Linked DNA regions of Homo sapiens: region 2 is linked to region 1. Evidence: chromatin loops called from intact Hi-C (ENCODE). Cell type or tissue: CD4-positive, alpha-beta T cell. All regions are shown on one strand. Each heading gives the region's core, and the rest is flanking DNA. Links, peaks and the distances in the headings are about the cores only.

The links. A loop is a pair of places that touch in the nucleus more often than their neighbours do. Peaks named below come from ENCODE experiments on the same cell type or tissue, not always from the same donor. Only the 100,000 strongest peaks of a DNase experiment are listed, where the experiment ranks them.
Region 2: a loop joins it to region 1, with 8 times the contacts of the local background. A loop is called at or near these places in 8 of 110 quality-filtered maps.

Annotation. Positions count from the first base shown.
Region 1 is chr1:160,877,510-160,892,979 of GRCh38, reverse strand. ITLN1 (intelectin 1) reads left to right here and starts at 7,800. Exons shown (of 8, transcript NM_017625.3): 1 at 7,800-7,919; 2 at 8,097-8,160; 3 at 9,454-9,552; 4 at 10,776-11,023; 5 at 11,668-11,826; 6 at 12,272-12,392; 7 at 13,566-13,669. The coding sequence starts at 8,103. In CD4-positive, alpha-beta T cell, for the core only: CTCF peaks have their summits at 7,975 and 8,175 (motif pointing right); a DNase peak (open chromatin) is centred at 8,169.
Region 2 is chr1:160,767,862-160,783,331 of GRCh38, reverse strand. It overlaps LOC105371470 (a long non-coding RNA gene), which reads left to right. Exons shown (of 3, transcript NR_188636.1): 2 at 6,684-7,013; 3 at 7,118-10,622. Among named protein-coding and RNA genes, the nearest start is that of LY9, 21 kb to the left of the region's middle. RefSeq lists enhancers at 686-845, 1,516-2,017, 5,480-5,549, 5,870-5,919, 14,860-15,309 and 1 more. In CD4-positive, alpha-beta T cell, for the core only: CTCF peaks have their summits at 3,049 and 5,663 (motif pointing left); DNase peaks (open chromatin) are centred at 3,081 and 5,651.

The sequences.
Region 1 (15,470 bases), core at 4,417-12,416:
CCTCAGCAGTGGTGGACGCCCCTCCCCTAGCCTCACTGTGGCCTTGCAGTTCGATCTCAGACTGCTATGCTAGCAGTGAGCAAGGCTCCGTGGGTGTGGGACCCTCCAAGCCAGGCATGGGATATAATCTCCTGGTATGCCGTTTGCTAAGACCGTTGGAAAAGTGCAATATTAGGATGGTGGTGTCCCGATTTTCCAGGTACCGTCTGTCACAGCTTCCCTTGGCTAGGAAAGGGAAATCCCCTATCCCTTGCACTTTCTGGGTGAGGCAATGCTCCACCCTGCTCCATGGGCTGCACCCACTGTCCAACAAGCCCTAGTGAGATGAACCCGGTACCTCAGTTGGAAATGCAGAAATCACCGATCTTCTGCTTCACTCACACTGGGAGCTGTAGACTGGAGGTGTTCCTATTCAGCTATCTTGGTGACTCCCACACCTTGCCCACTTTTTGATGGGGTTGTTTTCTTCTTGTAAAATTTTTTAAGTCCCTTATAGATTCTGGCTATTAGACCTTTGTCAGATACATAGCTTGCAAATATCTGTGGGTTGTCTGTGTACTCTGTTGATAGTTTCTCTTGCTGTGCAGAAGCTCTTTATTAAATACCGTAATTAGATCCCATTTGTCAGTTTTTGTTTTTGTTGCAACTGGTTTTGGTGTCTTCATCATGAAATCTTTGCCAGGACCTATGTCTAGAATGGTATTTCCTAGGCTTTTTTCTAGGGTTTTATAGTTTTGGGTTTTACATTTAATCTTTAGTTGATCTGTCTTTAGTTGATTTTTTATATGGTGTGAGAAAGGGATCCAGTTTTAATCTTTTGCATATGGCTATCAAGTTGTCCCAGCACCATTTATTGAATAAGGAGTCCTTTACCCTTTGCTGTTTTTTGCCAACTTTGTCAAAGATTAGATGGTTGTAGGTGTGTGGCTTTATTTCTGGGCTTTCTATTCTGTTTCATTTGTCTATGTGTCTGTTTTTGTACCAGTACCCGGCTGTTTTAGTTACTGTAGCATTTCACTATAGTTTGAAGTCTGGTAATGTGATGCCTCCAGCTTTGTTCTTTTTGCTTAGGATTGCTTTGGCTATTTGGGCTCTTTTTTCATTCCATATGAATTAAATTAAATTAAACTAATTAATTTCTTTGAGACAGAATCTCCCTCAGTCACCCAGGCTGGAGTGCAGTGGTGTTATCTTGGCTCACTGCAACCTCCACCTTCTGGGCTCAAGTGATCCTCCTACCTGAGTAGCTGAGATTACAGGCATGTGCCACCACAGCCGGCTAAGTTTTGTATTTTGAGTAGAGACAGGGTTTTATCATGTTGCCCAGGCTGGTCCCAAACTCCACCTCCTGGGCTCAAGCAATCCTCCTACCCCAGTCTCTTGAGTAGCTGGGATTACAGGCATGGGCCACCACACCCAGCTGAGTTTTGTATTTTTGTATTTTGTATTCTGACCTCAAGTGATCTGCCCACCTCAGCCTCCCAATGTCCTGTGATTACAGACGTGAGCCACTGCACCCAGCCAAGAATGTCATCAGTAGTTTGATAAGAATAGCAATGATTGTGTAAATTGCTCTGGGCAGTATGGCCATTTTAACAATATTGATTCTTCCTATCCATGAGCATGGAATGTTTTTCCATTTGTTTTTTATTGTCTCTGATTTCTTTAAGCAGTGCTTTGTAATTCTCATTGTAGAAATCTTTCACCTCCCTGGTTGGTTATATTCTTAGATATTTTATTCTTTTTGTGGTAATTGTGAATGGGATTGCATTCTTGATTTGGCAGTTAGCCTGGACGTTGTTGGTGTATAGAAATGTTACTGATTTTTGTACATTTATTTTGAATCTTGAAACCTTGCTGGAGTTGCTTATGAGATCTAGGAGATTTTGGGCAGAGACTGTGGGGTTTTCTAGGTATAGAATTATATTGTTTGCAAACAGAGACAGTTTGACTTCCTCTTTTCCTATTTGGATGCCTTTTACTTCTTTGTCTTGCCTGATTGCTCTGGCTATGACTTCCAGCACTATGTGGAATAGGAGTGGTGGGAGTGGGCATCCTTGTCTTGTTCTGGTTGTCAAGGGGAATGCTTCCAGCTTTTGCCCATTCCATATGATGTTGGCTGTGGGTTTGTCATATATGGCTGTTATTATTTTGAGGTATGTTCCTTCAATGCCTAGTTTGTTGAGGGCTTTTAACATGAAAGCATGTTGGGATTTTGTTTTTTAAATTTGGTTCTAGCAGTCTCCTAGAATACCAAACACTTTCATTTAATCATTTAATCTCTAGCAGACCCTGGTTATAGGTCCACTTCAGGTCTATTCTTGGAGTTGTAAACATTTTATCATTCTGTCTTTCAATAAATATCTTCTGAATCCTCACATAAGCAATGCAGTGTGTAAGTATACCTTAGTATGTAGCAGAAGGGCTTATGTAAAGCAAGGGGGCTTTTGCACAGGCCAAATAGGAAAGTAAAAAATCCATGAAGAATAAAATATGGGTGCTATACACACCTGTTGATTGAGTTTGGGGCTTCCCAGCTGAGGTGAGCTGCTGATGGCAGTGGTAGTAAAGAGAAATCCAGGTTTTTGAGATAATCTTTCTTAATGATAATCACACCTTTCACATATTCATGTACATTCTCATTTTGCTCTTGTCATTTCACTCCTCACAACAGTCCTGTGAGGTAGAGCTCGTTACTCACATTTTTATTTTTATTTTTTGAGATGGAATCTTGCTGCATTGTCCAGGCTGGATCACAGTGGCGAGATCTCAGCTCACTCTAACCTCCACTTCCTGGGTTCAAGCAATTCTCCTGCCTCAGCCTCCCAAGTAGCTGGAATTACAGTTGCGCACCACCACAGCCACCTACTTTTTATATTATTTGGTAGAGATGGGGTTTCACCATGTTGGCCAGGCTGGTCTCGAACTCCTGACCTCAAGTGACTTGCCTGCCTTCGCCTCCCAAAGTGCTGGGATTACAGACATGAGCCACCGCACCTGGCCTTGTTATTCACATTTTACTGCATGAAAACTGAAGTCCAGAGGGATGAAGTGGTTTGCCCAATGTCACATGTCTAGTACATGATCTTGGATTGGAGCTCAAGCCTATGGGCTTGCAGGGAGTTCTCATTTCAGAGTACCAACTCTATGCTAATGTCAGAGCTAGCATTTTTTCACCAAATCTAAGGTATAAAATGCACCATTGTTTTATGTACCACTCAAGATGAAATACAAACTATGATATGCCATTGAATGAAGGATGCACTCAATATCAGAGATATGAAAGTGTTAGACATAGTTTTATAAGAAGCATAAATTTTATTTGGACTGGGCACAGTGGTTCACACCTATAATCCCAGCACTTTGGGAGAATGAGGTGGGAGAATCACTTGAGCCCAGGAGTTAGAGACCAGCCTGGGGAACATAGTGAGACCCCATCTCTAAAAAAAATTAGAAAATTATCTGGGTGTGGTGGCATGTGCCTGTAGTCTCAGCTACTCAGGAGGCAGAGGTGGGAGTATCGCTTGAGCCCAGGAGGTCAAGGCTGCAATTAGCCATGATTGTACCACTGCACCCCAGCCTGGGTGACAGAGCAAGACCATGTCTCAAAAAAAAAAAAAAAAAAAAAATCGAATATTTGTCTTGGACCTAGATACAGTCTATTTCCTTTTGTTAATATATCTGAAAATATATAGTTCAATATTTTCTCTCCACAAATAAAGTATTAGCTTAACAAATATGGTGCCTCATAAACCTTTTCTTAAGAACTGCTGTGAGAAACATGTAAACAGTGAAAAGGTCATGTTATCGTGTTAAGATAATAATGGGCATAAGGGATGTGGCAACACCGGGCAGGAAGTGATCCATCCCATTGTTGAGGGAGAAGAGGCATGAGTGACATTTATGCTCAGGAAATTGAGGAGTGACACTGGGACAGAAATGGCAAAGCAGGTATTGAAGCATCAGAGGAAGTTTGTCCTGGATCAGTGATTCCAAAATGTAGTCTGGGGGCCAGTGCTACTCTAGAATGACCCCCCACCAAAAGAGTGTTTTCATTGGTTTGTAGCAAAATGAGAAAAGTAAGAAAAAATATTATTTTTCATAAAACTAAATTTATTCAAGCTGAAAATTTATATTTATTTTGATACTTTGTCTTTCCTGTGCTGTCATTGAGATATATATATATCTTACAAATATATATATATCTCACAAATATATATATATTTGTGAAATCAGTTGTATTTCTATATATAAGCATCAAACAATTAGAAAATAAAATTTCAAAAATATGGCATTTATAATAGCATCAAAAATGTCAAACACTGCCAGCATGGTGGCTCACGCCTGTAATCCCAACACTTTGGAAGGCCAAGGGTGTGAGGATTGCTTGAGCCCAGGAGTTTGAGACCAGCTTGGGCAACATAGTGAGATCCCATCTCTACAAAAAATAAAACAATTAGTTGGCCGTGGTGATATTTACCTGTGTTCTCAGCTACTTAGGAGGCTGAGGTGGGAGAATCACTTGCCTGGGTGACAGAGTGAGACCCTGTCTAAAAAAAGAAAAAAAAAGTCAAATACTAAGGAACAAATAGCAAATCATACACAAAATCCCTATAAGGAAGCTATAAGATACGAAAAAGCAATAAAAACACAAATAAATGAAGAAACAGGCCACACTCAATATTTTAAAGACGTAAATTATTTCTAAATGATCTATAGATTCAATGTAATTCCAATAAAATCCTAAAGGGTGTGTGCATGTGTGTGTGTGTGTGTGTGTGTGTGTGTGTGTGTGTATGTGTAGAGGTAAACGACCAAGAATAACCAAAAAAGAAGAGCAAAGTGAGAAGCCTTGCTCTACTGGATATCAAGACATTTTATCAATCTAAAATATTTGGAACAATGTGGTATGGGCACAAGGAAGTGCTGATTTCCATCACAGTCAGGCCAGTAATTACCTTTGGGAAGGGAGAGGTCTGTTATCTGGAAGCAGCATATGGGAAGCTTCTGGGTGCTGCTAAAGTTTCATTTCTTAGCTAGGATGATAATTACACAGGTATTTGCCTTTCTTGTAATTTATTAAACTGCACATTTAATGTTTTATATCTTTCTCTGTATGTGTAATTTTACAACAAACCTTCTCCAAGTCACTGGAGATGTAGATGTGGGGCTGGAGTGAGTTGGTGGTGAGGGGCTTTCTTCCACACTCTTCTATCTTCATGCACATCTATACTGTCACATACGTACCTATACTCTCAGCACTTTGGGAGGCTGAGGCAGGATTGTTTGTGCCTAGGAGTTCGAGACCAGCCTGGCCAACATGGTGAGAACTCGTTTCTACCAAAAATACAAAAGTTAGCAGGGTGTGGTGGTGTGTGCCTGTATTCCCAGGTGCTTGGGAGGCTGAGGTGGGAGGATCACCTGAGCCTGGAAGGTTGAGGCTGCAGTAAGCTGAGATTGTGTCACTGCACTCCATCCAGCCTGGGCAACAGAGTGAGACCCTGTCTCAACATAAATAAATAAATAAAATAAAATAAAGAGAAGCTGCTGTCAAGCAAGCCTGGATCTTGCCCTCTCTCTCGATTTTCTATTTCATGAGGTAATAGATTTACTTTTTAGAAAAGCCACTTTGAGATGGGGTTTCTATTAGTTACAGCTACAAGGAACCAGACTGAACTAAATAAATGTCCAGGGCAGTGGGGTTTGGAGGAAGTTGTGTGGGGAACAGATTCAAGAGGAAGTAGGGGTAGAATCAATGGGACGCAATCACTGATTGGATGATGATGGTTAGAAGGGGTAATGTCCTTAAAATGGATGTACTGTTTTCCCAGTCTATTAGATGGCATCATGTACCATTAAGGATGAGATGCATAATGATATTAAAGATGTCAAAATACAAAAAAAGTGTCTTAGAATCAACTAAAGAAAGTAGTATAAGTGTATATTTTCTTTTTTTATTTTTGCAAATATGTTACTGTTTTATTAAGCCATAAAGTTTTCAGGTGGTTAGTTACACACAGTAATGAACAACTGAGGGGATGTTTAATTTTTTTCTCTAGATCTTGGGCCCTTGGTGTTAACTTTATATACATGTATTTACTATTGTGAACTGTAAACTTAGAGACCTCTATTTTTTTTTTTTTTTTTTGAGATGGAATTTCACTCTTGTTGCCCAGGCTGGAGTGCAATGGTGCGATCTCAGCTCACTGCAACCTCTGCCTCCCGGGTTCAAGCAATTCTCCTGCCTCAGCCTCCCGAGTAGCTTGGATTACAGGCGCCTGACACCGTGCCCAGCTAATTTTATATTTTTAGTAGAGACACGGTTTCACCGTGTTGATCAGGCTGGTCTTGAACTCCTGACCTCAAGTGATTGGCCACCCTCGTCCCCTCAAAGTGCTGGGATTACAGGTGTAAGCCGCAGCGCCTGGCTGAGACCTCTATTTCTAAGAGGTTGTTGTTTGTAAATATGAAAGCTGGGTATGTTCATTTTGTTACCTATACTGATGAGTTAATTTAGTTTCTAATACATTTAATTTTATTTAATTAATTATTTTCCAGATACACAGAGCAAATAGCTTCTAATAGATTTTAAATTTACAAAAGTATAACTTTTTTTTGCAGTTTTTCTTCTTGGGTGCTATTTTATTTTCTTCTATCAATATGTGAGTATTTTTTGCAAATCAGTACTTTGAACCAACAAATAGGAAATATTAGCTTAACAAAAAAGATATTCACAATCTTTGTAAGAAAAGGTTGCAGTATTATTAATGCTATAATGACATTATGTATTAAATGTATGATATCACTGGGGAAGAACTGAGTAATTCTATTACAGCTGCAGGGTAGCATTTGAGAACTTCATGACATAGGAGCAGGAATAAGACAGGAGGTTCGAAGCAGCAGAGAGGTTTCGTATTGATTCAGTTTCAAATGAATCCTGTAGTAAATTTTCCCTCGTTTGTGGCAAAATGACAAAATTAAAGACAAAGTAGTGAGTCTTTGTGTGAAACTAAATTATTCAAACTAAAGATTTATATATTTTTTAAAACTTTTCTATTCGTATTTTTTTGTGTGTTTTGTATCTCTTTCCCCTCCATTCCTTTTTACCAATTTATTCAGAAATGATCACTTTCCCATTTTGTTAAAATTTCCTTTTTCTATTTCTATGAATTGATAATTATGGCCAATGATTAATTTCATTTATTTATTTATTTTGAGATACCTAAGCTGAAGTACAGTGGCACGGTCATATTTCACTGAATCCTCTATCTCTGGGACTTAAGTTACCCTTTTGCCTTGCCTCAGCCCCACCTGAAACTATAGGCAAGTACCACCATGCCATGCTAATTTTTTTACTTTTATTTTTAGTAGAGAAGAGGTTGCCCTATGTTGCCCAGGCTGGTCTCAAACTCCTGAGTTCAAGTGATCCTTCTGCCTTGGCCTCCCAAAGTATTGGGATTTGAGCCAATGTGCCAAGCCAACAGATGCTTAATTTAGAGAAAGTTTTTATTTTGCAAGAAAGAAAGGCACAAAAACCCAAAACCAACACCAACTCTTGTTAATCTCTTCGTCTACTTCCTACTTGACACAGGTCCATGAAACCCCCAGATCCAGGAACAACGCTAGCAGGTGATTCTTAGGATTGGTTTTTTCTTTAGAACCTGTTAATTCCACTGTATAAATAACCTCCCCGAGATAACCAGAAGCCTCCCCTGCACTGGGCATTGTGCCAGGGGAGGGTGAGGCTGGAAACCTTGGTTGGCCCCACTGGGCTTCCTCCATAAAGCTTTCTGCACCTCATTCCACATCAGGAGCGTTTTTGGAGAAAGCTGCACTCTGTTGAGCTCCAGGGCGCAGTGGAGGGAGGGAGTGAAGGAGCTCTCTGTACCCAAGGAAAGTGCAGCTGAGACTCAGACAAGGTCTGTGAGTTGGGGGAATCCTGTTTTCAGCTTAGGTCTGCTTTTGGTCTCAGAGATGTGTGAAGTTTAAACAAAAGGCAAGGGGTTTTGGAGTCTTTGTAAGACTGGACAGGGGTGGGGCAGGGATGTAGAGAAAAATGATGGCCAAGATGGTGACCTTCATCTTGCTTTCTTTAGATTACAATGAACCAACTCAGCTTCCTGCTGTTTCTCATAGCGACCACCAGAGGATGGAGTACAGGTGAGTCACGCTGCTAGGGACAGCAGTTCCTTCAGCTGGATGACTTCCGGGATCCTGGTCTCTCCCAGGACACAGAGCATGTCCTTGAGATGCACAGCGGCTGGCTTGCATGTAGACTGAGTGCCGATTTCTGGTCTCTGGCGGAATCTGGCCTGTGGCAGTGAAGGTATTGCTTGAGGCATGTCCTGGGTCCAGGCTCTGTGCTTTTGTGTGGCCCTGAGGGGGCTGTGGCAAGAACTGTGTCACCTTCCAGCCACTGCCCACTCCTGTGGCCTTGGCTGTGGGATTTCCATGGGAACTACATGGTCTGCTTTGTGCCTGGAGAATGTTCTCTCCACAGTTTTCCTCTCTACAACAAGAATAACAATGACATTTTAAAATTTATATTTTTCTTCACGTCTAAAAATTTTTTTTTTAAAGAAAAGGCTGTTTCGAAATATCTTCTTACTTCATCTTTGCAAAAGCACTGTTTATTAACTGTGTTTTAGGTATGAGGAAACTGAGGTCAGTCACCTCTGACCTCACAGCTTTCCCCTAGACTGTTCGAATAGTTTGCAGACTTTTTGGAGTAGAGATTAGTCTCACCACTCCCTACTTCACACCCCATGTTTCAGCCATATTAAGCAGCTTGTAGTTCTACAGCTGGACTACGCTGTATTTTTTTTTTTTTCTCTAGGCCTTTGGATATGCTGTTTTCCCTGCCTTGGATTGGCTTCCTACTGATAAATCATGTTTATTCTCTCAGAATAAGCTAAGATGTCACCTGGACTGGAAGGTCTTCTGTGACTAAGACATGAGACAACCCGTCTTGCCTTCTTCTCCCAGGCAACTGCCCCGCTTACTGTCTGGCGTTTCCATTCTCCACTGTTACCTCAGAGTCTTTCTTTTGTTCTCTTGAGTTTGCCTTTCTTCTACCATTTATTCTTGTCAATACAATTTTCTGTTGACTTGTTAGCAATTCCCTCTAGAGGCAAGCTCTTGCTGGGGAACTTTAATGTCTTTGATTACTCAGTGCTTAGGGCAGGACCCAGCACAAGGACAGGTCTTGTGGCGGGAGGCAGACTTTAAGCCTGTGCTGGCTGTCAGGTCGGATGGGCTGAGTGGATATGATGCCGATGGGCTGAGTGGATGTGACACTGATGGGCTGAGTGGATATGACACTGGCTGTCTCAGGCCTTACCACCCGGGCAGCGAGGTTCTGCTACAGTGGTGGAATGAGCGTGGGACTAGTGATAGGAGAGGGTAGGTTTTGTGTCAAACCGGGAATGAGAATAAACCCTGTGTATTCCCTAGATGAGGCTAATACTTACTTCAAGGAATGGACCTGTTCTTCGTCTCCATCTCTGCCCAGAAGCTGCAAGGAAATCAAAGACGAATGTCCTAGTGCATTTGGTGAGTGATGAAACATTCAAACAGAGCTCAGTCAGGGTATCAGGATTGTGTCTTCTGGGAGTCTTTTTGTCTTTTAGTTAAAAAATTATGGTAAAGTATATGTATATTATAATTTACATAAGATTTGCCATTTTAAGCAACATTAAGTGTGCAATTCAGTGGCATTAATTACCTTCAAGGTTGTGCAACCATCACAGCTATCCATATGCAGAACTTTTTCAGTGCCCCAAACAGAAACTCTGTACTTAATAACATGGAGGGGCCGGGTGCGGTGGCTCAGGCCTGTAATCCCAGCACTTTAGGAGGCTGAGAGGGGTGGATCAGTTGAGGCCAGGAGTTTGAAACCAGCTTGGCTAACATGGTGGGGCCCTGTCTCTACTAAAATACAAAAATCAATTGGGTGTGGAGTACATGTTTGTAATTCCAGCTACTTGGGAGGCTGAGGTGGGAGGATCGCTTGAACTCAGGAGGCAGAGGTTGCAGTGGGCCAAGATAGTGCCACTTCACTCCAGCCTGGGCAACAGAGTGAGACTCCATCTCAAAAACAAAAACAAAAACAAAACAAAACAAAAAATAACATGGAGTTATTAAGCAATAACTCTCTTCCCTCAGTCTCTGGTAGCTGCATTTTACTTTCTATCTCCATGAATTTGCCTAGTGTAGTTACCTCATGTAATTGGAGTCATATGGTATTTGTCCTTTGGTGTCTGGCTTATTTCACTTAGCACAGTGTTTTGAGGGTTTGTCCATGCTGTAGCATGGATATTTCATTCCCTTTTATCCACTGCAGATACATATATGCACACACACCATGTTTTGTTTATTCATTCACCTGTTGGTGAATATTTGAATTGTTTCTTCTATTTGGCTCTTGTGACTAATGCTGCAATGAACACTGGTGTAAAAGCATCAGCTTGAGGCCCTGTTTTCAATTCTTTTGGGGATAGACCTGCAGTGGAATTGCTGGGTCATACAATAATTCCATGTTTAACTTTATGAAAAATGTCACTGGGATTTTATACAATTCTATGTTCTGCCTCAGTTACAGGAGCATGATCTTCTGAACTCAGGGAGGCCCCAGTACCCCTGGGAGCACTTAGTGATGTGAGTCAGGACAGGAGCCTTTAGGCCATGTCTCTGGTTCCTAGGGCCTTTCTTGTCATGGGGCTGAAATGAACCCTCAGCTCTCAGACAGGGAGGCTCTGGGCTGGTTCTCTCTACAGATGGCCTGTATTTTCTCCGCACTGAGAATGGTGTTATCTACCAGACCTTCTGTGACATGACCTCTGGGGGTGGCGGCTGGACCCTGGTGGCCAGCGTGCACGAGAATGACATGCGTGGGAAGTGCACGGTGGGCGATCGCTGGTCCAGTCAGCAGGGCAGCAAAGCAGTCTACCCAGAGGGGGACGGCAACTGGGCCAACTACAACACCTTTGGATCTGCAGAGGCGGCCACGAGCGATGACTACAAGGTTGGTGCCACTTCTTACCCACTCGGGTGAGGGTGAGGAGTGGAGTGTGGCTGGCCACAAGCCTGCAGGAGGGATGGCTGGAAGGTAGGGGTGTGGGATGGGCTGGAGAAGAAGAGAGAAATACTTATATCTTTTTTTTTTTTTTTTTTTTTCTTGAGACGGAGTCTTACTCTGTTGCCCAGGTTGGAGTGCAGTGGTGTGATCTCGGCTCATAGCAACCACGGCCTCCTGGGTTCAAGTGATCCTCTGCCTCAAAAGTAGCTGGGACTACAAGCGCCCACTACCATACTCAGCGAATTTTTGTACTTTTAGTAGAGATGGGGTTTCACCATGTTGGCCAGGCTCGTCTCGAACTCCTGACCTCAAGTGACCTGCCCGCCTTGGTCTCCCAAAGTGCTGGGATTATAGGCATGAGCCACCACACCCAGCCAATTTACACTTTGAATCACAACTTCCTCCTAACAAGGCTGTTAGGGCCCTGGGTGTGGTGGGATCATCGGCTGGGAGTGGGGTGTCTGAGTATGGTTGGCCATCTGCTCATCTGGAGTCCAGAGCTCTCACAGTCCAGCTGAAGTTGCATGTGTGGACCTTCTGCCTCCTGGGACCTCCTGGCCCAGTCAGGCTCAGTGTCTGTTGCTTTCCAGAACCCTGGCTACTACGACATCCAGGCCAAGGACCTGGGCATCTGGCACGTGCCCAATAAGTCCCCCATGCAGCACTGGAGAAACAGCTCCCTGCTGAGGTACCGCACGGACACTGGCTTCCTCCAGACACTGGGACATAATCTGTTTGGCATCTACCAGGTACAGAAGGCTGCTGGCTGGGACTGGTTTTCATGGGTGTACAGAGAAGCAAGTGTTAGAGGTTGGGCAGGAGTCATTTTTTAATGGGTCTGTCTCCCATGTTCTTCTAACCCAGATTTGCTGATGGCTTCTGTTGCTTCTCTTAGGAATTCTAAGCCAGGCAAGAGAAGGGACCTATTGGAGAGGACAGCTGGGGCAGGAAGAGTGTGGATGGGTCAGGGAGAAGGAGAGAGAGATAATGAAGTGGTCCAGGCTGCCGCAGAAGCACAGCTCTCGCCTAACTGGCAGCAGTGTCATGGAAAGATTCTTATTTTGACTGGTTTTGAAGTAATCTCAGTTACTGAGAAAGCATTGTTTCTCCTCTATGAATGGCAGCATCCCAGGAGATGCTGGTAATGGCAAAGCTATTGTCTTTACTCCATGACTTTTTCTGTGTTCTTTGTAGAAATATCCAGTGAAATATGGAGAAGGAAAGTGTTGGACTGACAACGGCCCGGTGATCCCTGTGGTCTATGATTTTGGCGACGCCCAGAAAACAGCATCTTATTACTCACCCTATGGCCAGCGTGAGTCTTTAATGATCCTCTGAACTCCTGGTAGGAAAGGGAATACATTCAACTATGCTAGGTAACAGTTATGCATCGGACTGAAGCTTGGTTCTCTCCTGTAATGTTCCCTATATTGCCCCACTTGATTTGCATGGCTGCCTTTGAGATCTGAACTTTATTAACCTCATTTTAGGAAACTGAAGCACTGAGAGGTTTAGAAACTTGTGAAGATCACAAGGCATATGTGGAAGAATCAGCAACTGGGGTGAGGAAATTTGGCTCCAGACTTTTTTTTTTTTTGAGATGGAGTTTTGCTGTTGTTGCCCAGGCTGGAGTGCAATGGCGCAGTCTCAGCTCACTGCAACTTGTGCCTCCCAGGTTCAAATGATTCTCCTGTCTCAGCCTACCAAGTAGCTGGGATTACAGGTGCCCACCACCACGCCCAGCTGATTTTTGTATTTTTAGTAGAGATGTGATTTCACCATGTTGGCCAGGCTGGTCTCCAACTCCTGACCTTTGGCGATCCGCCCCCTTCGGCTCCCAAAGTGTTGGGATTACAGGTGTGAGCCACCACGCCCGGCCAGGCTCCAGACTCCAGACTCTTTACTCCTAACAACCCACTCTCAGCCCTGCAGGAGCTTGTTAGGACCAGGCCAGGTCCATGTGCACAGAACAACCAAAAAAATGGCGAGACTTTTTTTTCTATTGTGAGTTTATTTTGTGTGAAGCCAAAGTTGGTAGCATAGTACGCTCCGCAGAGGCTGAGCATATATTATAGAACTCAAAGCTGTTATTATTTACATTTTGGAGTTGAGATTTTAAAATAAAGGAGAAAAGAAAAATGTAAACAGGAACAGAGTGAATACATCTGTTAATTTCTGCAACTCAGCCCTTGGAGATGTTCAGTGGTGATCTTCCTGCAGAGTTGAATTTCTCTTCACAAGCCTCTGGCAGATGAGGAGCCCTCTCTGAGGACCAGCTCTTCATCTCTGGGGTTGGGAAAAGGTCCCTCTTAGCTAAGTTTGAGGCCAGGATGTAGCAGCCATTGGCCACAGGGGTGCTGGGCTCCACCAGTACAGCTGGAGTGTTGGGCTGTAGCCTGAGCTTTGGCATCGAGAGCCTCTGGGCTGGCCTAAGGAAAGCAATTTCTAGCATCTTCCTTGAATGCTGTTTTCTGCCTCTTGTTTTCAGGGGAATTCACTGCGGGATTTGTTCAGTTCAGGGTATTTAATAACGAGAGAGCAGCCAACGCCTTGTGTGCTGGAATGAGGGTCACCGGATGTAACACTGAGCACGTGAGTCTCTGTGGGGACTGCAGGGACCTGTGAGTAAGGTCGAGTTTGTCCGTGTGTGTTGGTATGTGTGAGTGTGTTGAGTGTGGTATGACTGGGGTGTGTGTGTACGTGTGTGGGAGTGTGACCTTCTCTTGCTCATTGCTGAGCTTCAGGGGCCAGGGCCATGGGAACTTTTGTCCAGGTATACATATCCTGTCACTTTGAAGACCAAAATCAAGGGGTGAGGCTTCAAAAGAACCATTACTGGGTGTTCAGCCTTTGTGAGAAAACACTCAATCGCTTGGAGCTGGGGTGAGGCTTGTGTGCTGAAACATTGTGTAGAAGTCTTTAGAGCTGAGATTCCTTGAGAAACACAGGTGTTGTTTTCCTTCATCTGAGGTTTATATTTCAGAGAAAACCTGGACCTCCCCAACCCTAGCCATGGTTTGCCTAGATACACACTGCACTGGGGAGTTGCTGGGACAGTCCTGGACATCACCTTCTAGAAACCTCACTCAGGCCATCCTTTTTGTGGTTGAAATGTTAAGGCTCAGGAATCCTGAATGGTGGGATTGACAAATTCCAAAGATTTTAAATAGAATACCAGTTGTAATTAGTCCATTCTTTCACTGCTATAAAGAAATACTGGCCAGGCATGGTGGCTCCCGCCTGTAATCCCAGTATTTTGCGAGGCAAGGCAGGTGGATCTCTTGAGTTCAGGAGTTTGAGACCAGCCTGGGAAAAATGGCAAAACTTGTCTTTACAAAAAATACAAAAATTAGCCGAGTGTGGTGGTGCATGCCTGTGGTCTCAGCTACTTGGGAGGCTGAGGTGGGAGGATCTGCTTAAGCCTGGGAGGTGGAGGTTGCAGTGAGCCAAGATCACACCACTGCACTCCAACCTGGGTGACAGAGTGAGACCCTGTCTCAATAAAAAAAAAAAAAAAGAAAGAAAAAGAAATATCTGAGACTGGGTAATTTATAAAGAAACGAGGTTTAATTGGCTCATGGTTCTGCAGGCTGTACCGTAAGTATAGCGGCTTCGGCTTCTGGGAAAGCCTCAGGAAACTTCCAATCATGGCAGAAGGCAAAAAAGGAGTGAGGTGTCTCCCATGGCAGGAGCAGGAGCAAAGGCAGGGGAGGCGTTACACACTTTTTTTTTTTGAGACAGAGTTTTGCTCTTGTTGCCCAGGCTGAAGTGCAGTGGCACGATCTAGGCTCGCCACAACTTCTGCCTCTCAGGTTTAAGCGATTATCCTGCCTCAGCCTCCCAAGTAGCTGGGTTTACAGGCATAAGCCACCACACTGGGCTAATTTTGTAGTTTTAGTAGAGATGGGGTTTCTCCATGTTGGTCAGGCTGGTCTTGAACTCCTGACCTCAAGTGATCTACCCGCCTCAGCTTCCCATAGTGCTAGGATTACAGGCATGAACCTCCATGCCTGGCTGGTGCTGCATACTTTTAAATGTCCAGATCTCATGAGAAGTCACTCACTATCATGAGGACGGCATCAAGGAGCTGGTGGTAAAATCATTCATGTGAAACCACCCCCATGATCCAATCACCTCCCACAAGGCCCCACCCCCAACACTGGGGATTACAATTCGACATGAGATTTTGTGGGGACCCAGGTCCAAACCATGTCACCAGTTGAATACAGAGGATGGGCAAGGAAGTATAGAATAACATGGTTCTCATTTGGGTGAGGGAGTGTCATTTATGAAGTCAGAGTGTCTGGATGATGAATAGGTTCTGGGTCAATGAGGGATATAATTAACTCTATTTTGGTCATTTGGAGCTTGAGGTTCCTGTGTAGAGATCCAA
Region 2 (15,470 bases), core at 2,398-10,397, 110 kb after region 1:
CACCCCTTTCTTTGACTAGGAAAGGGAACTCCCTGACCCTGTGCGCTTCCCGAGCGAGGCAATGCCTCGCCCTGCTTTGGCTCGTGCACGGTGTGCTGCACCCACTGACCTGTGCCCACTGTCTGGCACTCCCTAGTGTGATGAACCTGGTACCTCAGACGGAAATGCAGAAATCACCCATCTTCTGCGTCGCTCATGCTGGGAGCTGTAGACCGGAGCTGTTCCTATTCGGCCATCTTGGCTCCTCCCCCACATTCTGTTCTTAGAGTCACCTGCGTTCAGGGTTGTTTTCACCCCAGCCTTTAGGGATCTCCTTTAATAAACTGATGAATCCCCTAGATGTGTTTAAACCTTGATAGTTCATCAAGAACTTTAACTTAAATCTTTAAAAACGTGATCCCTGGCCAGGTGCACTGGCTCACACATGTAATCCCAGAACTTTGGGAGGCTGAGGCAGGTGGATCACCTGAGGTTGGGAGTTTGAGACCAGCCTGATCAACATGGAGAAACCTCATCTCTACTAAAAAATACAAAATTAGCCGGGCATGGTGGTGGATGCCTGTAATCCCAACTACTCAGGAGGCTAAGGCAGAAGAATTGCTTGAACCCAGGAGGCGGAGGTTGCAGTGAGCTGAGATCGTGCCATTGCACTCCAGCCTGGGCAACAAGAGCAAAATTCCATCTCGAAAAAAAAAAAAGTGATCCCTATAACAGTCTTGTGATATGGACAAGGCAGGTAGCATTTCACCCATTTTATAGATGATAGACTGAGGCTCAGAGAGATTACGTGGCATATTCCAGTGATCTGCGAAACTGAAAGTCAGCACAGCCCAACTGTGCTGTTGGGTAGGAGCAACAAGGAGTGTATCAGAGAACCACAGTGTCCCTGACCAAAGACAGAACTGAAACCAAGAAGCTGGATTACTGCAATGTTTCTCACACCTGCGTTTTTCCTCTTCCACTGTGGAGCATGCATATCGGTGTTTTCCTCCCTCCACAGCATCTGGGCCAGGCCCTTGGTAATCACTGAGCACAGGGGCATCTCTTGGGCCCACGGCAAGAGATTGAGTAAGACAAGTGTGGCCTTAAAAATGTTCACAGTTCCTCAGTTCAGTTCTAGAAACATCAGTTAAGTCCTCTTGTGTGCCAGGTCCTATGCTGTGTGTGGCTAGGGAAAAGCGGGTGACAGTGTGACACAGGAAAGAATTTGGCATGGGAAGGCCTGCTGCCGGCAGCTGGTGTAGTAAACAGAGCCTTGATTCTGGGGACAGACACACCTGGGTTTTAACCGGTACTCTGCTGTTCCTAGCTGGTGACTTTGGGCAAGTTCCTTAAGCTCTTTGAGTCTCATGGTCTTCCATCTATAAAGTGGAGATAAAAGAATACCTACCTTACAAGTCTGTTGGGAAGGTTAAGGAAAGTAATGTGCATAATATGCTTGGCAAAGTGTCTGGCTTTTGGGATTTGTGCCCTGCATTTGATCCTTCTCTGTCTCTTTCCCCTCCTCCCTTGAATCCAGAAACAGGATTCACTGGATTCCCCCAACTACACCTAACTATGAGGCTAAACCGCTGGCCTTACTTTACCTTGTTACTCAGATATTAATTCCCTCCCAACTTCTCTCCGTGGGTTGCTCATGGGCTCTAGGGAAAGACACACAGCACAGCTATTTGTATGAGGCAGAATGAAGTAAATGCTTGAAACAAAACAATTCAACAAAAGCACAGGCCAAAGGAAACTAAGGGGAAGGCGTGGCTGGACCAGAAGTATAGAGCTCAGATAAGGCTGTAACAAGGAAGCAGAATGGAAACCGGTCTAGCGAGTTACCACACTAGAGGGTACAAGCCGGGGGCAAAGCTGCTTGTTCCAGGTGGAATACCTCCAGCTTAGGTTTCAGGCCTGGGCTGTATTTGGGGAGAGGAATATCTATCTGGTGTCAGCAACACCCTGTGTGGGATGCTTCTTGCTGCCCACTCCAGGCAGAGCCAGAATAGTTAGTTCCATGGAAGAACATAACATTGGGCCAGCCAGCGGAGTCTGGTGAGTGCACCAGGACACTGCATGTCCCCTGGCTTGGTGCACACACCCTCACAAGACAGCAAACACCCTCCCACTCCTCGTGACCACAGCTATTGTCACAGGACCCCTCAGTTCAGCTTGGCAAGGACCCTCATCACCCAGTCTAAGAAGTAGTTATGTAGCCAGTGCTTCCAGATTCCAATTTGAAATCAAACCCTAGACCCCATGCTGCCTTTTCTCTCTGTACGCAGCTGTACAGAGAGAAAAGTGTGTAGTAGACCTTGGTCAGCTTCAGCATTTCTGCCTCCTGGGACTGCATGTCTGTGCTGCAGAAATACTCTGACAGAGATAGGTCATGCTACTGAGGAGTGGTTTTCAAAATTGCTCTACAAGAGTTCTGACTGGTTTTGGTGAGGATGCAAACAAGGTGCATTCACTAATTTATTCCAGTGATATAAAGTGCCTTTAATAATACTAATAGTGGATTGAAGTGAATTATAATAATTCACAATACTTATAGTGAATACTAATAGTGAATAGTATTTACTTGCATTATTTCATTTAACCCTCACAAAATCCTAGAAGATGGCCTTTCCTGTTTTTCACAGGTAAGAAACCAAGATTCAGAGAGTTTTAGCACCTGCCCAAGATCACACAGCTAGTACCTGGTAGAGCAAGTTTGAACTCGGGCAGTCTGACTGGTTCCCCAGTGCTTACACTCTCCTCTTAAGTATAGGCTGGGATCCCAACAGCTGCCCCCTGAGCACCCTTAAACTGGCTTGGCCAGCACACCACAAGTTCTCCTGCTCTAGAAAGATGTGTTCCCAGGAATCCTGGCTAGGCCTCAGAGGATGTGACATCTGTTTCAGAAGTGACTGGACAAAGCCTTATGGGGATGTGGTCTCGAGCAAGTCACCTAAATTCTTTGTCACTGTTTTCCCGTCTATAAAATGGGGATAATAATCCCCTCTCAGGCCTGTTGTGACCTTCTGGCGTAGTCAGGCTACCCCCTGAAGCTTCTGTTCTGTGTCTGCAGGACCAGGGACTTCCAGAGGGACCACAGCACCCCTAGTGGTCACTGGGACCTAGGAGGGTCTGTCATTCTGCCCCTGCAGACGCTCTGGACAGGAGGTGGCGACCATCTCCTGGATATCGCTCTGGACAGGAGGTGGCGACCATCTCCTGGATATCGCTCTGGACAGGAGGTGGCGACCATCTCCTGGATATCGCGTTCGGTCCCCATGGAGATCACCACAGTAACCATGGGAGAAGCTGGGGGCCCAGACATCTTTTACCAAGCGGAAACCTGGTCCTCGGGTCGCTTGAGTGTCATGAGTCCAGGTTTATCCCTGCGTGTAGATCAGCAACCTGAGCTGGGAGGATACAGGGCCCTACCGAGCCCATGTTAACCTGAGGATTTCCTGCAGCACCCTCACCTGGGAGTACCATCTGCAAGTCTATAGTGGGTGTCTTAGAGATGGCAGCAGTGGGTGAGGCAGTGTCAGCCTCTCAGTCATTTCTACAGCTTTAGTAACATTCGCAATTTGCAAGACTAATTTATGCGCACTGTTTTGTTTTTTGTTTTTAAAGATATGTAAGTTAGAGTTGCCAGAGAGAATCTCCTGAAAAATGTCAAGCCTCAGGACCTACCCTAGACCACCTGAAGCAGAGTTCTTGGGACAGTAGTGGTCAGAGAATGGGATTTCAGGCCCTGAGAACTGAGTTTTTCCACAACCTCCTCTTGTGGCCTGGAGCTTCCTCATTACTAAAATGGGAACAATACCTTTTTGTGAGAGTGAAAACATATGAAAGTGCTTTGGAAAGGCCTATGCAGATGCAGAGGGATGCTCTTATCAAATTCCTTAAAGAAATTTAAAAAATCTTAGCAGGAGAAACTACAAAGGAAGCAATGGGGTGGGTATCAAGCACACACAGCACCGAGAAAGGCCTATGAAAGATGCTACGCTGAGCCACTTTGAGATTCAGACAGTTGATTATTCATATAACGAATGGAAGAGTAGCCAAGGGTTCCAGATCCCTGGGCACTTGTCCCACACCAGAAAAGATGACATTGAAACAAAAGGGGCCAGATGGCTGCAGTGGGAGCTGTGGAATACCCAGATGCCGAGGGGCCAATTCTACCTTCAGCAAAGAGGACTTAGAGACCGCAGCTGTGTTCTGAGGACAAGAAGTCCCATACTGCATCAGAACCCCAGGAGCCAGGGGAAATAGTCTCATGACAGCCTCCCAGGGGAGATGGCTTCAAGGCTGTGCCTCACAGGCCACCTGAACTCTCGTGTTCTGGGTGGATCACAAGGCATTTTGCCAAGACCCAGTTTAGCAGAGGTTGAAACCTTTGCCTGAGAGAGATGTGCAAGGTCTCAGGGTGCTATGGCAGAGCCGTTCCCCTGCAATGAGCGAGGGGGACAGGTGGTGAGTGAGGATGGACATGGGAAGGCCAGCAGAGAACCTTCACAGACATTTTTCTTGGATTCTGTGATAGGAAATCTTCCTATTAGACGAAGGCACTCTTTTAGTGGAGTTGATGGGGCTGCTCTCTGGTCAGGTCCACATGGCTGGGGAGAAGGCGTGTCTGCCATAAATCAGGCCTGGGCTGGCTATGGCCTGCTTCTCACAACAGGACCAGGGCACAATGGAAGTGGGTTGCTGGGACTTGGGGTTGGGTTGCTCACTAGGGTAGGGTGGGCCCAAAACTGGTGGGAGAGGCCCTTTGGCCTCGCTGATAGTCATTCTGATAGCACTTACTTAGTGTGGTATGGTGTCAGGTGGAGTCTGGGTAGAGGATAGGGTTGTGCCAATCCATCAGGGGTGGGGTCTTCCAGAGAGCCCTTCTCTCTCTGGGTTGACATCCCAATGGCAAGGCAGTGCTAATGGTCAGGCTCCATCCTTCACAGGGTGTTTCCCATCACTGCAGCCTCACAACAGCCCTGCCAGTATGCAGGTCAGGAGTTTTCATTTCTAGGAAGGAAACGGAATCTTAGAAAGGGAAAATAAGACACCTATGACATGGAGCTAGAAAGTGGCAGATTTGGGAATCGAACTCAGGTATTCTGATGCTGTACCCTGTGCCTTCATTCTCTGGGTTTCTGGTATGTCGCCATATTTATTGGATGAGAAAAGGGCCAATAGAAGTCAAGTGGCTTGCATCCCAGGGCCTGATATATAGGAGACACAGTGGGGAGAGCCAGCAGCAAGGTACCCACCTGTGGGGATGTCCAGGCTGCCTTCTCCTGGGGGACACGCTGGGCCTGTGTGGTCCTACTTTGCACAGTTGAGTTTCCCCTGGGGCTGCAGTCGTGTGGGCCACAGGGCTGAGGCTGAGTAGCAGAGTAGCCTTGTTCTATGCAATATGACTTTGTTGAGTGTTTCAGGCCTGGTGTCTGCAGCTGCTCTTCTCGCCTCCCCCAAATCCTCCTGGGTCTGGCCTGGGAGGCTGGTGGACAAATAATGGCAATGTGGACACCTCGAGCACTTAAGAATATCTGGGTCATGGCCCTGGGGCAAGAGGAGACGGGGAGCAGGTCCAAGGGAGTGCAAGGGAGTGGGAGAAACCTCAAAGGCACACAGCCACCTCCTCTGGGACTCTTGATCAACACCTGGAAGCTCAGTGTATGCTGCAGAGCCCCCTACGGGGAAAATATGTAATTACAACACAGCTCCGTACTTGCATTCCTTTATCTATTCAGGGCAGGGTTGGGAAACTCAGTTTTGGGCTCAAATTCACTGGATTTGGATTTTGGCTTTACCACTTAACTAGATGAGACTTTGGGCAGGTTATCTAAGCATTCTGAGCCTGTGAAATGGAGTTGATATAACATCTTCCCTGTTTAGTTCATGGAGTTGTTCTGGAAATCAACTGAGATGTTAAGTGACATGGCCTTACATAGCACAAAGTTCTGGAACAGATGTGGGCAGATCCTGCCTCTGCTGTTCCTTCTGTGTATTCAAGGTGATGCAAGGTTTGGGCACTAATGCCGTGCATTTTCTGTCCTGTGAAGTGGAGGCCCAGAGCAGTTTCCCAGTCCTCAGTTTATTCCCTTTCGCACACACAGAGCAGCTGGCCTGGCCTCATGTCACACTGAGCTCCAGGATTAGTGAGGATGGATGCTGCATTGTCACTCTCATATGCCATTGACATGTGTGGCAGAGAGCAGAGGAGGCAGTGTGACTTACAGCTGGACACCCCTGGGACCCCAGACTGTTGTTGTGTCCTGTGGAGGGTCTGTCCTCAGTGTCTCCTTGAGGCTTGGGGACAGTGCTCTAACTTTTACCTGCATGGTCAAGAACCCATTCAGTAACAGCAGCTCCCACCCTATCTCAGTGCCTCACTTCTGCATATGTACCAGGCTCCTCAGTCTGCCCAGGGGCCTGAGCAGCTCTGGGGTTGACAGGGAGGGTGGAAGAAGAAGTCCTGGTTCCCTTCAGACCCTGGGGCAAGGGGGCTAACACCATTGGGAGGGTGGGAGTCTGGGGTGGGTGGGTGTTGGTCTGTGTGGTCATGGCAGTGGGAGGAGAAGACCCACTGGAGCTGGTGGGGAGGCTGGAGGGACTCACACAGGAGGAGCTGGATGGAGCCTGTGGCTTTCCTGACTAGGTGGGGAGACACTGACACTGAGGTTGTGGGTTCTCTTCTTTGTCTACAGGGTCAGGAACACTGGGAGAAGATACAGTGGGGAAGATATCCTTGGGGAGTTGGCCACTTGGCCCCTGGAGGTCCCAGCAGAGCAAGAGGTAGAAAGTGTTACATGGAGCTCTTGAGAGCGTGTTGCTGTTTTACAACAAGGATGAACAGACAAACCAGTTCTGGTTTCTGAGACTCAGGGACCCTACAGTGGATGACTGAACATTCCCCACCACAGCTACTCTCTTCAGATCAGCCCCCTGAGGCTGCAGGACTATAAGCCTATAAGCCTGGGTAACTCTGCATACTTCCTCAATCATTATCACCAGGGATTTCACCCTGCTTGTCTATGGTAAGGAGGGCTGGAGGGCCCCACATTTGAAACTGAGCTTTCCTCTACCCTGTTTGGCCAGACCAGAGCCTTCTCATAGCTCAAGCTTTCCCTTCTTGGTTCAGAGATGCTGTAGGAGTTGAACATCTTTGCCAGCTCCCAGATCATGAAGGATGGGACCTGCTTCATCACCCTGGCCTGCTCCCTGGAACAGGCTGGAGAGAATGTGCAGAACAGCTGGGAGCCTCCTAGTCATGGGGCAGTTGTGTCCCATGGGGGGACCACTCTCAGTGTCCCCTGGATATCTGGGGAAAGTGAGAGCTATCACTGCACTGCCAGGAATCCCACCAGCCAGAGCTCCAGCTCTGTCCTTACCAGACCCCTTTGCTCAGGTAATGTTTTTCCTTCTCTGACTCTCTTCTTCCTGGCAAGCCTTGGTCTAGTTTCTTAGCATCCCTGCCTCTCTTCCTCTTGGATCCAGGAGCAATTGAAGAAAGGGAGGAGCCAGATTAGTTGGCAGCAGGAAGTGTCTCTGGGGTGGCAGGAGACAAGGGCTCTGGAGCCACCATCCCAGGGCCCGCTTCGGTCCACCTTTTCTCTGTTGGCCTCGGTCCTCTGTGCCTGACCTGCTGCAGACTCAGCGAGGCATTCAGCTCATTCCTGGGACTCCCTGAGGAAAAGTGCTGCCTCACCCACACTCAACCCTGCACAGCCCACTGAGGAGAGCTTCGAAACCCCTTGCCTGTGTTCTCAGAGAGGACTTACCACCTCCCCTTGCCTAGAGGTGCTCTGAGAGACACTTGAGGCTGTGCTCTTCTGGCAGGCAAGGGGAGGCCTCTCATGGTGTCCCTGGTCCCATTTGGCTTAGTCATAGGTCATGGCTGGAAACTGTGTTAGTTCAAACATATCCTGTCTCTCCTCTTCTCAGTTGCCTTCTGAAACAGCTGTCTTTCCTGACTCCAGATCTTCAATCATTCATTCTCCACCCACTTGCTGCTGATTTGCCCCTCCAGCTACATCCTGATGGATAAATTCATTGGCCACTTTTAAATTCTGTTATCCTTGGCTTCTCCCAGCACTTGACACATTAACCTGCTCTCCTTTGTCACCTGGGCTGCTCTCTCCTGGGACATCTTCCCTTGGATCAGGATCCTTCTCAAGACTGGTGCCTCAGGCCTTTCTCCACTCCCCTTGTTTTCTTTCTGTTGCCAAAGGCAGAAATGCCAGTGTCATTTAGGGCCCCTCCTCTTCCCCACCACATCCTGCCATTGCTCACCCTTTCCCTTTATTCCTTGCCTGGACCACTCCACAAACTCCTAACCACTCCTTCCTTCCTTAATCTTTTCCTTCCCAATCATCTTCCAGATTGCACTGCCAGAGGTCTAATTCTAAATTAAGAAATGCTTGTGTTACTTTTTAGCTTAAAACTTTAGGACATGAGAGGGAATGTGGAAGTGTTGATTAAACGGTAATAGTTTCAGACAGACAGGAGGAATAGGTTTTGAGATCTATTGCACAGAAGGCGACCATGGTCAATAATAATGTATTATACAGTTCAAAATAGCTGAGGGAGTACATTTCAAATGTCTCACCGTAAAAAATGGTAGGTGAGTGAAGATATGTTAATTAATTTGATTTAATCATGCCACATTGTATACATGATCAAAAATCACATTGTTCACCGTAAATGCATGCTGCTGTGATTTGTCAATCAAAAATAGTAAATATTTTAAAAACTAAAAAAAAGCCCTATGATGTCTGCCCACTATCTAAGGTATTTAAACAATTATTCATTCATTTAAGCCACAGGTATTTACTGAGTATCTTTTATGAACCCTGTGCTGTTCTAACCATTGTAGATACAATGAAGAAGAGGTCCAGATAAATTTCTACCCCTCATGTAAATCACTGTTACAATCATCACAACCTGCACCTGACTAGCTTTTTGGCCATTTCATCTTCCAGTCAGCCCTGGGAAATGACTTTGGGAGAGTTCTGTATTTTGTTGTACAAAGACAACATTGAATGTGTTCTATTATGGGCTTTTTGTGTCTGTGCTCTCCACTGAACTGTGAGAAAAACACATTCTTACTGTTCTCTGCATCTCTAATACACAACGAGTAATAGGTGTCAAAAAATGTGGGTCTGACAAGTATTTAAAAAGCATCTGCGCTGGGTGTTGTGGGACACATGCAGACATGATAATTGGCTGTAGACGTTCACAGTCTCCCTCTCTCTACGGGGCCTGATGGACATTTCAGTTCCGCCCCCACATTCGGCTACCTGAAGGGGCCTCCAGCCCAGCCATGCCTCTGACTTGTCTTCCTTCAAAATCATTTTCCCTGTTTCTCTGTCTTCCTGTCTTCCTTTTCTCCCAATTACTAACTTGTGGTCATTGTTCATTCAGCCTCCTTTGTACCCCACTCCCTGAGGAAAGAATTTCTTCCTTTTTTGATTCTGGGAGTTTTGGGGATTGAATAGATTTCACCTGGACATGGGGAGAAACCAAGAAGAGAAGTACGAGATGGCGGCCATCCTGTGAGACACAGAGTTAAAGAAGTTCGCATGTGGAGTGCTGCCTGAGGCCAGCATTTCCTGGTGTGAGAGAAGGACATTGACACTGATTAAGGCATAAACCCTATTTCATTTACAAACTGAGTTCAAAATTATCAGGAAACTGCTATGTGTCTTCTGTTTAAAATAATCTGTTTATGTTTTATTGAAGTGTGTTTTTAAGTGTTCAGAAAGAAAAAGGAGCTTATTTATTTAAGAAAAATTGAATGGAACATAAAAACATTGTTATTGTCACACATATATATTATTAAGTTTTTGTTAATGTTTAAATAACTAGATTCAGCCCAGCTTCAGCTTGAATGTCATCTCCTTGGAGCAGCCTTTGGCCACTATACTTAAGTAGATCTTTCCTCTCATTCATAATCAATGTATGTTTAAAAAAATAATCTGGAGTCTGTTAGGCTGAGACGGCCCTAGCAATCTGGGATTCTACACAAGCAAACAGAAAACCAACTCAGAATGACTTAACCAGTCGGAAACCACCAGGTAATCTCTAAATGGGGAATTCCATTTAAGCCATCAAATATTTTCTTTTCTTCTTTTTATTTTGCATAGAGACAGGATCTAACTCTGTTGCTCAGGCTGGTCTCAAACTCCTGGCCTCAAGTGATCTTCTCACCTTGGCCTCCCAAAGTGCGGAGATTACAGGCATAGACCACCATGCCTGGCACACTTATTTGTTGGTTTACTTATTTATTGTTTATTTCCCTCACAAGATATTCAGCTCTATGAGGATAAGAACTATTTCTATATATATTTTTTCAAAACTAAAAACCCAAAGGGTAATAGTGTTTGGCTTATGATAGATACTTCAACATTTACTGAATGAATGAAAGAATGAATTGGAGTTGAGAATATTTTTTCTTAAGATTTGAAGACTATTAGGAGGTTTTACAAGGATCTGGGGCCTACACCATTGTCTGTTTTCTCTTTCTGCTTTTGATGGAGAGAAGCAGCAAATTAAATCTTTATCCTAAAAGTTTCCTAGAATGCTCAACAGTTAGCAAAAGAAAAAGTTAAAATAAAAGAAACATTTATGTTTTGTTTTGACAGAAAGCTGCTCTGCAGTGCTAGATACGTTAATCTAGAATTTGAACCATATACAAATAACTGAACCAAAAGCAAAATTTAGGTGGGAAACTTTGAGCTTCTCTTTCTTTTTCTTACTCTCAGTTGATCAGCTCATTTCCTAGTTCATTCACAGAGAGGATTGGCAAATATCACCCATTACACACAAAGCTTCCAATCAAGTAGTTAATGACTTATTTGGAAATATAAGAGGGCAGACAGGATCACAAGATATTTGGGGAAGGCCTCTAACATGAAAGACAATCTCCAAACCAAATGAATCAGGGGGAAAAAAGAAACTTGGAAGAAAAGAGATAATACAGGGAGCAGGAGAAAATTAAATAAAATCCCTCAAACAATATTCTTAGAGACATATAAAAAGATTTTCACTTAAAAACAGAAACAGGGTGCCAGCCTAAGAAAAACTGAAAAGTCCAAGAGTAAGAAAGAGCCCTAGTAACAATAAATACATAAATAAAAAGCAGAAAACTTCTAAAATTCAATGGAAGTGTTGGAAAATCAAATGAAGAAACTCTCTCAGAAAGTAGAACTAAAGACAAACAGATGAAAATAAAAGAGAAAAGATAAGGCCATTAAAGAATCAGCCCAGGAACTCCAACCCCTGGATAACACAGTTCCAGAAAGGGACATGTCTTAGTCTATTTTGTGCTGCCATGGCAGAATCCCACAGATCGGATAATTTATAAACAGTAGAATTTTATTTGTCTCATGATTCTGGAGACTGGGAAGTCCAAGATCAAGGGGCTGCATCTGGTGAGGACCTTTTTGCTGCATCATAACATGGTGGAAGGCATAACATGATCAGAAAGTGAGTGTGTGTGTGTGTGTGTGTGTGTGTGTTTGTGTGTGTGAGAGAGAGAGAGGGGAGGGGGCTGGACCCATCCTTCGATTAGGAACTCACTCCCCCAATAACTAACCCACTCCCAAGATAATGGCATTAACCAATTCATGAGGGCTCTTAAAATTCCCACCTCTCAACTCTGTTGTACTGGGGATTAATAGAGGCAGCAGGACCAGAGCACCCAGTGAAAGACATTATCAACTATAGGAAAAACAAAGAATGGTTAGGAAGGAAATTGAATACTCTACATGGCTCGAATGTGAATACTTATTGTCATAAATGTTAAATACAGTTTAGCAAAAAGCTATGTTACAACATACTCTGGCGGGATGGGCAGAAAGGCCTTTGTGTTGCTGAGTGGCTAAAGAGTGTGGAGGACAGTGGATGAGAGAGCCAAATACCTATCTCCATAGCAGGAAGTCAATAACTAATGTCTAAAATCAAGAAAGGACAGAACAAATATATCATTTCTAAATATCAAGGAAGTATCATGAGAAAAAACAAATAATTGACAGTGGTTGCCAGCACAACAGTTGCCAGAACAGCAGTTCTGGGTGTAGTGTGGCAGAAGACTGCTGCTTTTTTTTTTTTCAAAATTTATTATGTCTTATGCTATTAGTTGAATTTTATAACTATATATATGTAGTATTTTGAAAAAAATTAAAATATTAGAAAGCACATGCACCAAGAGATGAAGAACAATAACCAAAAAGAGAACTCAAAGGTCTAGGAACTTGACTGGGTGGAAATGGGAGGATTTTAATGGGCCACGGGGTTCTACAGGAAGAGTGAATGGTTTAAACAAAGAGGCAGAGACTAATCAGTCAAATTTTAGTTGAAACAAAATTAGAGTTGAATATCTTTTCTCCAAATCTAGGTCCAATTATACATTCAACAAAATTCAACATTACTGACTAGTTAATATTTATGCTTATTTACAGATATAACAAAATTTCATAGCTAGGGAAGCAGTTCTGGGGCTGTCAGTGATCTTGCTTGTTATTCCAGACAACTGTCATTCAGGGACTCCAGGTAGCATGATCCTGAGAGCAAATGCACCATTGTTAAAGGCATAGACGTATAAATACAAACCTCTGCCACAGAGCACTATTCACTCTTTGCGTCTGAAGAGAACCAGAACCCCTTAACTCTTGGGCGGCAGCCTGCCGTCTGAATGTGAAGGAGAAGGAAGAATTAGTACAATGCCTGTTTTTGAGCTCTTCAAGTCACCAGCATTTTGTAGGAGTGGAATGCTTCATCTCCTGGCCCCTAACTTCGGGGTAGCAAAATGAGAAGCTAATGCCTGCTGGAAAGGGTCCCAAGATAGAGAAGCTAATGCCTGCTGGAAAAGGTCCCAAGATACTGAAAGCTCTGAGATTGCACTAGAAGAGAAGAGCTCAAATCCTGCCACTTACCCACAAAAAGCCAGGGAAGTGAGTGTCTACTGGAAATTGTTTTAGGTGTGAAGTATGAACTGTATGTATCTGAAGGCTTCCTGCCTTGGTGCTGCCAGATGCCCTTGCTGTGTGACAGGAGGAGGTGAGAACAGGTTGAAAGAGGAGGAAACGACTAATGACCCTTAGGAGCAGATCGATTACCACCCTATGAAAGAGTAAGTTGACAGTTCAGACTATGCAAAAACAAATTGTTGGAAAAGCCCCCTTCATTTTTCTTAGCCGAAAAGTAAACAGATTGCTACAATCTGGCATCTCTGTAGTTTTACCCACTCTCTCCACACCCCAAAGTACAGCCATTAAAGCCCCACGGTCACTACACATGTCTCTGTGTTATGACCTTGCTTTTCTTTCTCCTCGAGGGGACTCATTGACCTTTCTCCATCTGGCTCAATCTGTGTCAAGTTGCTTCTTGACCCATTTGTTTTTCCATCGGTTGTGAGCTCTTTGAAGTTAGGGGTCATGCTTTATCCATCCCTGCTTCTTGGCCATAGCACATAGTTGGTGCTCACTAAATACTTGCTGAAACACTTGTCAACTAAAGAAAAGCCAAGTTTTTAAAGAATTAAAGTGAGTTTTATTTAGTCTTACTGAGGTTGGCAACCCAGGAGAGTCTTTCGGAGAGTTTCTGTTAGACTGCTCCAAAGCAGTGTTTCAGCCTACAGCTTATACATAAGGTGACAGTCATTCTGCCTGTGCTCAAAAGTTATGTAAGAGCAAAATTTCACCAAAGTTTGGGTGCAAGGGTACATCTAGTTATAGATTACAGAGGCATAATGATTAATCCTGTCAACCATTATCTTATGTACAGCAAAAAGACAAAGGCCAGGATCATTGAATTTATCTTTTCTAAAAATGCAGTGATTTAGGTAAGAGATGTGGTAACCTGGGCTCCATCCTTCTTATCATCTTCAGGGCATCCTTCCGAAGGGCTGTCCTCAGTCACTGAGTCAGGGGCTTTGTGAAATTCTGCTGGCAGCTGAATGAGCAAACATGGCCTCTTATGTTTGCTACTTTGTCTTACAGAGTAAGTGAATGTAAAACAAAAACAAAAACAGAATGAATGAATGAAAGTCTCTGTGAGAGAAGCAACCTATCCATTGCTGTTTGCCTTTCCCACAGTTCTGGGTTTGGCTAGGGAGAGTTCACATCCCTGCTGATGTTTATTTTAAATTTCGAAGCAATAAGGAAATTGAAAAATGGACACAAAATTCAGGGGTATCTATTTCCTTTCTATTCATACAGCCTTATATTTTGCCTTCTAAGCTATTCTTTTCCTTGTATTCTTTTTAGACTCTCATTCAGATTATGTTACCTCAATATTCTTCCCTTAGAAGACTTTAAGAAGCAGATTCCATTCAACAGTTTTACTCTACAGAAATACTGTGTGTAAGGCCGGGTGCGGTGGCTCATGCCTGTAATCCCAGCACTTTGGGAGGCTGAGGCAGGTGGATCCCCTGAGGTCAGAAGTTTGAGACCAGCTGGCCAACATGGTGAAATCCCATTTCTACTAAAAATACAAAATTTAGCTGGGTGTAGTGGTGCACACCTGTAATCCCAGCTCCTCAGCTACTCAGGAGGCTAAGGGAGGAGAATTGCTTGAACCTAGGAGATGAAGGTTGCAGTGAGCCAAGATTGCACCACTGCACTCCTGCCTGGGCAACAGAGTGAGACTCCATCTCAAAAAAAAAAAAAAAAGAAGAAGAAGAAGAAGAGGAAATACTGTGTGTTTTCCTCAGTGTTCATGAAGCTTAATGTGCAGGTATTTTCATAAGGTTCTATATTTTATTGAAAAACAGACAACAAAACAAGAAACAGACTAGTAAAATTGCTGAATATGTGCATGGTTTGCCAGCTGGGCCAAGAGGAGGCAGCAGTGAGCTAACCCAGGGCTTGCTGTGTGGCTTGGAGGATCCTGTCACCATCAGCCTGCATTGTGACCTTGCTTTCATTTTCTCTCTCTGAGATGAGGGAGTTAGACTACATGATCCTTAGAGTCTCTTCCAGCTCCAAAATTCTCTGTGTAAGTTTTAAATAGATGTTTGGGACTGATTTAGGTCTGGGAAGAGAAAAGTGAAGGAAACAGACAAAAATTCCCTCCGTTTATGAAGCTTACATTCCCATGGGGCCTTCCAGACCCTACGGTTGTCATAGTGGCGAGGAGGCTGCCTGGATTGGAGGGTATGAGGCTGGGTAGGAAGTCAGACCAGGGCTTGACCAGTAGGCATCAGACAGATCCAGGGACCAGGCAAAGCAGGAAATGAATGAAATTCACTGGGTCCAAGTGAGATGGGAGCAGGGAACAGGCTCTCCACAGAGCCAAGCAATCAGAGGGATTGTGCTAGGTCCCTAACTGACCAGGAGGAGACAGGCAGAGTTGTACCCACAGGACAGTTGGGCCTGCAGAACCTCCAGAACCAGAAAGTCCGTTTAGCAGCCTGACTCAGCAAGGCTTGCTTCTGCTCCTGGGGAGATGCACAGGTCCCAGCATGCAAGTGACTGGGAGGGAACATGGAGAAC